2 separate regions of the Homo sapiens genome follow, and region 1 is linked to region 2. A link is a contact called in ENCODE Hi-C or POLR2A ChIA-PET data. All regions are on one chromosome and are shown on one strand. Each heading gives the region's core, a stretch centred on a gene start or an enhancer-like site at or near the end of the contact. The rest is flanking DNA. Distances are from core to core; before and after follow the strand shown. Region 1 overlaps BCL11B (BCL11 transcription factor B). Region 2 holds the start of SYNE3-AS1 (SYNE3 antisense RNA 1).

The links. A loop is a pair of places that touch in the nucleus more often than their neighbours do. ChIA-PET counts read pairs that join two places held with the same protein, here RNA polymerase II (POLR2A). Pooled maps may share reads with other maps.
Region 1: a loop to region 2 is called in a pooled map, with 2.5 times the contacts of the local background. The contact joins the enhancer-like site here to the promoter of SYNE3-AS1 in region 2. A Hi-C loop is called at or near these places in 3 of 50 pooled maps. POLR2A ChIA-PET finds 5 or more read pairs at or near these places in 2 of 52 experiments (Caco-2 and RWPE1).

What each region holds. Positions count from the first base shown.
Region 1 is chr14:99,259,850-99,264,267 of GRCh38, reverse strand. All of the region lies in intron 1 of BCL11B (BCL11 transcription factor B), which reads left to right. Among named protein-coding and RNA genes, the nearest start is that of BCL11B, 10 kb to the left of the region's middle. Within about 2 kb of position 1,592, at least 6 of the 41 ENCODE cell types and tissues checked have a DNase peak (open chromatin) inside an H3K27ac peak, as active enhancers do.
Region 2 is chr14:95,512,909-95,517,369 of GRCh38, reverse strand. SYNE3-AS1 (SYNE3 antisense RNA 1) reads right to left here and starts at 1,250. Exons shown (of 2, transcript NR_188030.1): 1 at 1,150-1,250; 2 at 1-366. SYNE3 (spectrin repeat containing nuclear envelope family member 3) reads left to right here and starts at 720. Exons shown (of 18, transcript NM_152592.6): 1 at 720-774. RefSeq lists silencers at 465-1,274, 1,024-1,318.

The DNA of each region.
Region 1 (4,418 bases), core at 343-2,842, 3.7 Mb before region 2:
ACCTTGGAAAAGAGATGTCGAAAGCACTCCTGCCCTTGCTATTTGCTGTTGGCCTCAGATAATCCAAACTCCTCCAGCTAAAGCCTTGAGGTCCAGTGTCCTGTGTGGAAGCCCTTCTTTTCTTCCGCACCTTTGAAAAAAGCATAATGTTAAATAAAAACAAATCTCTTCATTTGCCCACAAAGAGTGCTTTTTTATCACATCGTTAGGAGCCCGTTGTGGCTCTGAAGATTGAAGGCATTTGCAGTTTTATAGAACCTGCTAAATGTGTTGAGAAGGATTGCTATTGTGGTAAATCTTTTCCTTTTCTTTTTCTTTAAAGCGCCTATTTTATTTGTCAAGACTTTTATTTGTAACCTTTTAGTAATGGCTGAGACCTGTGAATATACCTGAGTATGTTTTCCTTATTCACTTGTTCTTTTTTCTGCTCTTGTGCTGGGGAGACCCAGGCTCCTGGGCTCAGTTTTTGGGGTTCTGGAGAGGTGTGTGCATTATTCTTTTTTCTGCTCTTGTGCTGGGGAGACCCAGACTCCTGGGCTCAGTTTTTGGGGTTCTGGAGAGGTGTGTGCAGTGGGGGAGAGAAGGCGGTTGGACTCCATAGAGCAACTGAGGATATTTTTCAGGGAGCTGCTTAAGCATCCTAAAATTAGGCTGGAGTCCTGCAAACAATCTGTACACAGGGAGACCCTCCCCAAACATTCGACTTTCCCGCCTGGAGTCTGTAGACCAGAAGGTATGGGAGTGAGCCTCTTCCTGCATCTAAAACCTCTTCACGGATCTGGAGTTTCCACCTCCTGGCCTGCAGGCCAGGCCCAAAGTTTCCGCTGCTGGCGGAGTCAGCGGGACCCTGGTCATTTTCCTGGGAAGCCCACACTGGGAAGCATGTTTTGCACCGGCCGCCTTCCCTTGCTCTCCCTCTCACATGTCAGAAACGGCGATCGAGGTGTGTGCCTCAGCTGAGGAGGGGCAGACAGGACCTCATGGGGTGGTGGCTGTGGTATGTATCTGTCCCTCCAGGGAGGCAGCCTTTGGAGGGTGTCAGGAGGGTGCAGAGCTGACCTGGAGCAGGCTGGACTCCTCTGACTGTCTGCTGAGAGGGTCGAGGGTCAGGACAGAGAGGTGTGATCTGGGTCTTGCTTCCTGCTTCAGACTCCGCCTGGCTGTGCCTTCCCAGGGTCCCCACCCCCAACTTGTGTCCTAATAACCCTTCGAGACCCCCTGTGGACATCCTCCTGACACCAGCCTCCCTCTTATCTCCATTTCCTTCTCTGCCAGGCACTTCATTATTCCCTCCGTTAGGGGAACTTCATAAAATCTCTTGTCGTGCCTTTAAGCGTCATCTAGTCATAGATTATTTTCTCCACCAAGAATTGATTCCTGCTCTCTCCCCCTCCACCCTTCTCCTCCCCCCTCCCTACGGTTGTTATTTTCTCTTGGATCCAATAAATTAAAAATGGATGGCAGCTCAGAAAGTGTTGTGCTCCGTCGAGTGTGCGTGTGGTGGCGTTTCCGTGTCGCCTGGAGTCCCAGCCCCTCCCCAAGTGTTCACGGAGAGGAGATGAAAAGATCTCTTCGTAGATTATGGGTAAGCATGGGCTCGCTGGCAAGAGCTCCCTCTTCGTAGGAAGCAGGTGTAAAGTCTCCAGTCGGATGCAGAGCTCGGGCGGATGGATGCTGAACATTTCTTGTAAACATGCGTACACATCATGATGGCGGTTGTGACGTTGGTGGCACACGATTTTAAGAGCCTGGGACCCATCCCCCCACATCCTTCCCTTTCCCACCCCCGTCATCACTGAAACAATAATTCTGTGTATGTTTCTCCTGGACTGTAGCTTAGCCATTAAAGATAAGAGAGTTGGATTTGAATTAATGCAGGGTAAGGAGGAGCAGCAGCCCACGTACTGTGTATGTAGCAATGCACATGTGTGTGTGCAGGCAGCCACGCACATGCCTGTGCTCTGGGGACAGCAGGCAGCAGACCTCTCGGCTGGAGTTCCCCTAAGGGCAGGTGCATGGGCAGTTGTTAGAGATGGGCCAGGGAGGGCGGGGTCCTTGGCACCCTGTGTGTGGGGGAGTCACTGGCCAGGTAAGGCCCTGCTGAAAGCTTGCAGCTGCTGGGGGCTTGTTGGCTGCTTGGCTGGGCCTGTGTTAACGATGTCTTTCCATTTCTTTCTTCTGACTCAAATTCCTTCCCAGCAAAGCCGAGGCATGGGGAAGTTTGTCTTGGGATCAAGTGCTTCCCCTTTCACTTAACAACGATGTCCATTATTATTTGTGATTGCTTCTAAATGCATTTACCAGCTGGGAGGAGGCCTGGCCTTGTAAATAAAATGTGGTTTTGTTGTAAAAGAAAATCTAACTCGTGTGTTTGTGTGTGTGTGTGTGTAAATACAGATTTGTCCCTGCACTTTAGGATTTAGCATTTCAGAATCCGCCTCAGCCCTCTGATATCTGCCTTTCGAACAAGTTGTCTGCTGCATCCATTCATTTTTCCTCTTAATGAGTCAAACATTTCAGCAATTGCTCTACTTTATTCGGCTCATAATATATTGAGAGCAGCAATATTCTGCAGGGCTGCCCGACACTTGGGGAGCTTTTCATGAAAGCAGAGATCATCTCAGAGGAAAACCTCATCTTGGCTTTATTTTTTTAAGGCCCGAGTTTGCTGGACAAGGCTGCATGAGGGGCTGGCCTGTAGGGTCTGGGAATTTGAAAGACTGTTTTCATTGGTCTTTTTCCTGGTGCTTTTTCGTCTCTGGGTGGCAGGTTGGACCACTCTGCCTGTTAGAACAGAGGCCTGGCTCTCTGAGGCTGTGCAGAGCCGGGAGACTCAGGTGTCCATAGGGCAGAGAAAGAGGGGTGTCACTTTGCCCTTCCCAGGGCTTGGCTTTCTCCTTTTATTTCTTCCATTATCGATACAGTTCTAAGGAGGGACACATGCACACATATGCAGGCACCCTACACGCCTAGCTTGGTATCTGCCTGCCAGCGGAAGTGAAACCACAGTCTTTGGGGGTGTCTACAAAGGCCTTGAACGTGAGCTTTCAGGCCCACTTGGTCCACTTACTCTGACCCAGAAATTTGGGGCTGGGGGTGACTCTGCTGCCTGATGTTGAGGGTGACCTTGCTACCTTCCTGGGAAGTGTCGCACACAGCAGGCCAAGGCACAGCGCCACAGCCTGGGTGGTGGGGAGAGGAAACCCCGTTCTTTGGAATCGGGTGAACACCCTGTCATCTCAGGGGTTTAACTTTCAACGCTGAAAGTGGGAGGGGAAGGAGATATTTTTTGTTTGTTTCTTTTCCTCCCAGACTCCCTTAGAGGCAGTGAGTTGGATCTCTGGTCTGGGACGTGGAGATCCCAGCTCAGAACTGAGCCCTGGAGGCCTGGATAATCCCGGGGCTGTCTCGGGGACGCCAACAGGGCCTGGCTCCCAGGTTGGTTGGCTGTTAGGACTTGACGCAGAAATCAGAGCTGCAGCACAGCAAACGGCTTTGGACACCTTCAAACTCAATTACGGGGGCTCGCAGGGCTGCTGCATGAGGAAAGTGAAAAGGCAGAGACTGCCAAAAAAAGGAAAGAATACCAGATGTTACCAAAAATAAAAAAATAAAAAAAAGAGGAGAGAAAGGAAAAAGTGCTGGTACATAGTCTTGGCAAAAGACGAAGCTGAGGAGGAGGGGTGCTTGCGAACAGGCACGTGTGACCTCTGCTAATTTTTAAATTCATCTGTGTTTCTTTTGAATTAGAAAATGAGTTTGAAATTATGTAGTTGAAAACCTCCTAGCAGAGAGGAGATATTTAGGCTTGCTAGAACTCCTACTCAGGAGGGCGGACGAGGCTGAAAAAGTTAATAAAAAAGCAAACAAAAAAGTAAACCGAAGATTAAATTAAAAAAACCAAGAAGACCTCTTCGCCCTCAGAAAGGACGGTCCAGCTGGCCATGTGGATTTGTCGTTGTACGTTTTTATCAAATCTTCCACTGATGCAGGAGTTTGCCAGGCCTGGACAGGGTGGTATTTAAAATAGTACCAGGTACCGCACCTCGCCCCTGTTTCCTTTGAATTCTCAATTTCATTATGTCCTTTTTTGCTTTTCAGCTCATTTCTTTTGTGCCTCTCTCTCTATTTTTTAACAAAACAATATTTTGACATCCTCCTCCCATTTATTAGAGCACCTTCTGTAAAAATGGCGCACAATACATCCTTATATTTCTAAAGAACTGTTTTTACAGTGCTCTCCTTTGGCTCTGAAATTATGTATATGTAATTGGTAATTAAAGGTGCGAGCTTTTCAATATAAACAGTATTGCTCAATGTTAGATCATTAAAGGGAAAAAGAGGCACCAAATAATTACCTTTTACATTCTGACAAACCGTTCACAGGAATCCAGTCTTCCCTAGAACCTCTGTTCGGT
Region 2 (4,461 bases), core at 1-2,500:
AGTGGGAGGATGTTTCTGCTGGTGGGGAGGGAGAGGTGAGGCGCATTCTGAGGCCTTGGGTTTGTTGGGGGTTCACATTATGCCTGGGGATTCACATCCCTTGTGACTCCTGGACTGTGGGCCCGGACTGTGGGGGTGGGAGAGGACGGGCAGGGTGCCACTACCCCCCACCCCGCCCTTTCTCCCCGCGCGAGGCTGGCTGATGAGTGTCATTTTCTTCTTGGATTTCGCGCCTACGGGCGGTGTGCCCCTTCCAAGGCCCCCACCTCCGCTCTGTGAGGGCAAGATCTGCCGGTGTCCTAATCCCTTTTCCATGTCTGGGCGCACAGATCCAACTTTCCCGGAGAGGCAGCTCCGCGCCATCCCCTAGGATGAGAAGAGGGTGGGTGGCTGTGTGTGTGTCGGGGAGACAGACAGGGGCCAGGGCTCCGGGCTGCTTTCCAGGCAAGCGTGGACAGGACCCCCCCCTTAACCCCCGCCCCGGGTCCGCGACAGGGAGCGGTGAGGCTTTTCTTCGGCCCTGGTCCCCGGGGCCACGCAGGATGTCCGCCGGGCTGGGGTTGCGCACCCGGGGCCTCCGCTGAGCGCGTGCGGAGAGGGGCGCGGCCTCTCCCGCGGGGCCACCGGGCGGGTCCCGGCGGGGGCGGGGGTACTCGCGGTGTCCGGGCCCGCCCCAGCCCTGCCCCGCCCCGGAGCCGCCCGGGACGCAGGGAGGAGGGAAGGAGGCTCGGCCCCAGCTACCCGCGGCGCCGCGCTCCTCCACGCTCCGGGAGGGTAAGTGGCACGGGGCCGGGAGGCCAGGCCTGGGGCCGGGGGCCGGGGGCCGGGGGCCGGGCGGGTGGGGTCCTCAGCCCCTGGCCCAGCTCTGACACAGCCCCGGGAATCGGGGGCGCCGAAAGTCTGGGGGACCTGGGGAGGCGCGCCCGGCGCGGGGGCGGGGGCCCCGGCGTGACAGCTGCGGGCGGGCGGGTATTTTTAGTTTAAATCCAACCGTTCTGTGCTGGCTGCGAAATTCCCGAGCCTTTCCTTTCAACCCCGGGGAGCTTCGGCCGGCCCACAAGAAAAAGCCCTAAAGCCCCGGGCAGCGCGCCCCAGCGGGCCGGGTGCCTCCTCGGGGCTTCCCTCTGCCTCCCCTAGGGGCGGGCTGACCTGTCACCAAGGCTTGCGCGCGGCGGGGGCCCAATCCGCTCCTGGCGACCGCGAGCGCGCTCAGTAGTGCCTGGGAGAGCAGAGCAGGCGGCGAAGAGGGGAAGTCCAACCCCGAATGCTCAGTTTCGTTCAGACGCCTTTTGGCTATGCAAACTTGGCAAGCAGCTCAACCTCTCTGAGCCTCATTCCCACATTTCTAAAGGGGAGGGCAGTGAGGCCAGAGATGGCTTGCAGGGCCTGAGAGAGCCTCAGATGGATGTTGACTTCCCCTGGGGTCTTGGGATCTTGACCCCAAACAGCAGACCCATTGATGTGGCCCATTGGTCAACCCGGGAGCAGTGTCCTACACCGCCCAGCTGACCTCTGCTTCAAAACTGGAAGCCAGGGGCCTCCAGCCTGGGCGGGGTGATAATGAATATTTTCAGTTAACCACTTTGGCCCTGAAGCTCCAACCCTGGGCTTTCCTGGGACTCTCCCAGGTTCCTGGTCACCCCTTTCAACTCTGAAGGGTCACCCTTATCCCTGCACTGGGTGGGGGGGCTTTCTACAGCCAAGGGCTGCTAGTGGGATAGCTTGATGTGTCTTGGGGGCATGCCCCATCCCACATGAATGAGGGCATGAGGAGAATGGACCGTCCTCCCAGAAAGGAGAGCATGTCATAAAATCACTGCCATTCTGAGCTTGGCAGGACAGCGTCCTTCATCCACCAAGAGAAGCAGAAACAGGCCCAGAGAGGGGGAGTGATTTGCCCAGAGCCACACTGCCTGGCTCTCTTGAAGGGCCTGGGCTTGCCGCCTGCACTTCCAGGGCAGCCAACAGCCCATAGGAGTCAGGAGCTGGGAGGTGGGAGGGGCATATCAGTGCCAACGAGCTGTTTTGCTCAGTTTCCTGTCACTGTGCCCCAGCGGGATGCTCCAGCACATGTGGGTCTGCACATTCCTCAGGCCGGACGGTGCTCGGCAGGCTGACAGCCACAGCTGTGCCAAGCCTGCTGGCCCCAGGCGTTGTTTTCAACCAGAGAGGCCCCTCTGGGGGTGGCTGAGCGGGAAGTGGGCTGGGATGTCTTATTTCTGGAACTCGTGTCTTGCTGGGGGTCCTGAGAAGAAGGCCTGAGGATGTGTTGGTGGCACAGAGGGAAGTGGTGAGAATCCAGGCTCAGGTTTCTGCCTCCAGGTACAGTCTGGCACCTGGCTCCCTGCAGGTACACTTCAGAGTGAGTTGGAGTCCTTTCTGTCTGTCTCCATGGGAACAAGGCTCCTGCTCGGGTGCTTTGCATGCTCTCCAGCAGCCATGGACCTGGCCATGCCTGGGCAGCCCCTTTGCCTTGTGATGCAGCCTGGAGCGGGCTGCCGGGGGGCCCTGGCTTGGCGGCCCCGGGAGGCAAGACTGGGCAGGCCCAGCTCAACGTCAAAAGCACCCTGGAGCCTTTGGGAACCCACTGGGCAGCTAGGCTTCCCGCATTGTCCAGCTGTTAGGAATGGGGCAGTCAAGTTGGATTGCCTGAGTCCAGTCCTGCCTTAGCCCGTTCCTGGCTGTGTAGCCTTGGGAAAGTTGCTTCACCTTTCAGAGCTTCAGCGTCCTTCCCCGTGGAAAGGGGCTAACCATAGCACGGCAGGTGTTGCCTCGCAGGGCCTCATGAGCACTAAACGAGCTTTGCCCTGATCAGCATTTTGTATGGTGTCAGACACAGCACATGTGAGAAGGTGTCACAGTTTGAGGCGAAGGGGCCTCGTCGGGATACCTGGGTTCCCCTCTGCTCTGCCTCTGCCCCTCTTCTCCCTGCCTTGATTTCCCCTTGTCTGTCAATGGTGGGTAGTCCTGGCTCACCCCCCTCATGGTCCTCCCAGCACTGAAAGCTGGCCCTTGGCCCCAGGGAGGGCAGGAGGCTCTTGACCCCAAACAGCTGACCCATTGATGTGGCCCATTGGTCAACCCAGGAGCAGTGTCCTACACCGCCTAGCTGACCTCTGCTTCAAAACTGGAAGCCAGGGGACTCCAGCCTGGGCGGGGTGATAATGAATATTTTCAGTTAACCACTTTGGCCCTGAAGCTCCAACCCTGGGCTGCCCTGGGACTCTTTCCCAGGTTCCTGGTCACCCCTTTCAACTCTGAAGGGTTCTAGAGAAGCCTACAGAGGGACTCAAATGTGTTCGTGGGGTCTTCCAAAGCTCTTCCTGCCTCTCACCTCCTAGGATCTGGTAGTAGGCAAGGCTGTCATTGCTTGCCCATTTACAGATGAGAAGGCTGATATCCAGCGGCTGGATGTGGTACAGCCAGGATTAGAACTAAGGGCTTTTGACCTGATGCTCTTCCTGGCACCACATGGCCTATCTTAGACAATCCAAGGACAAAGTTGTACGTTCATCACTGGGAAAACAGTACTGACCGGACAGGATGCTTGTCTTCATTAAGTCATCAGTACTTGCTGGAAAAGAATATGGATTCTGAATATATATATATATATATATATATATATATATATAATCTAAGCAGCCTGACTGGACCACAAAGATAGGAACCCAGGAGCAGCAGTGTTTCCTGACCCTCCCATCCTGAAAGGAACCTTTGCTTTAGGACTTAGGGATGATGTTCTGGGGCTGAGCAGCTAGGAAGCTAGGAAGTGGACGGGGGACAAGTTTGGGAAGCTGATGCCCTAATTTTGACCTCTTGAAATACTTCCCTTTTGGGGTTGCTGCGAAGATAATTGAGGTAACTGGGGATGATGCTTTAGCAGAATGCCCGGCATGGTGCGGGCACACCATAAATAGGACTGATGGTTTTTATTATTACTAACCCTCTACTATCATTGTAACACCAGAGTGCAGCCTGGATCTCTCGCCTGGGTTTCTAGGCTGCAGACGTGGTATAGAGAATCCTAGCATCTCCATGGAGAACTGCTAAGGCAATTATAAAAGCTCAAAACACAACCAAACTAAGCAATGAGTTGTTTAGTGACACATAGCTGAGAAGTAAAATGACGACAAAAAGCAAGAAGGTGATTAGCTTAAATAAAAGCCAAGCATTACCACGCGTGCTGAGGAAAGGTGAGAGAGGATCAGGAGAGTCGGGGGGGCAGTTACAAAGGAGATCACTTTGTAGTTACTGGCTAATTACATGTATGTTTTATACATGCCTTTATACGTAGATTCTATTTCACAAAGTTAAGCTGGTTTAAAAAAGAAAAAGGCAAGGGAATGATAATGCAAAATCAAGGTGATTATCTTTGGGGAGAAGTGGGTAATTGATCAGGGAGATGTCTGTTTCACTCTCAGTGGGATCCATTATGTTCTGTTTCTTCAGTCCAGTGGTAGG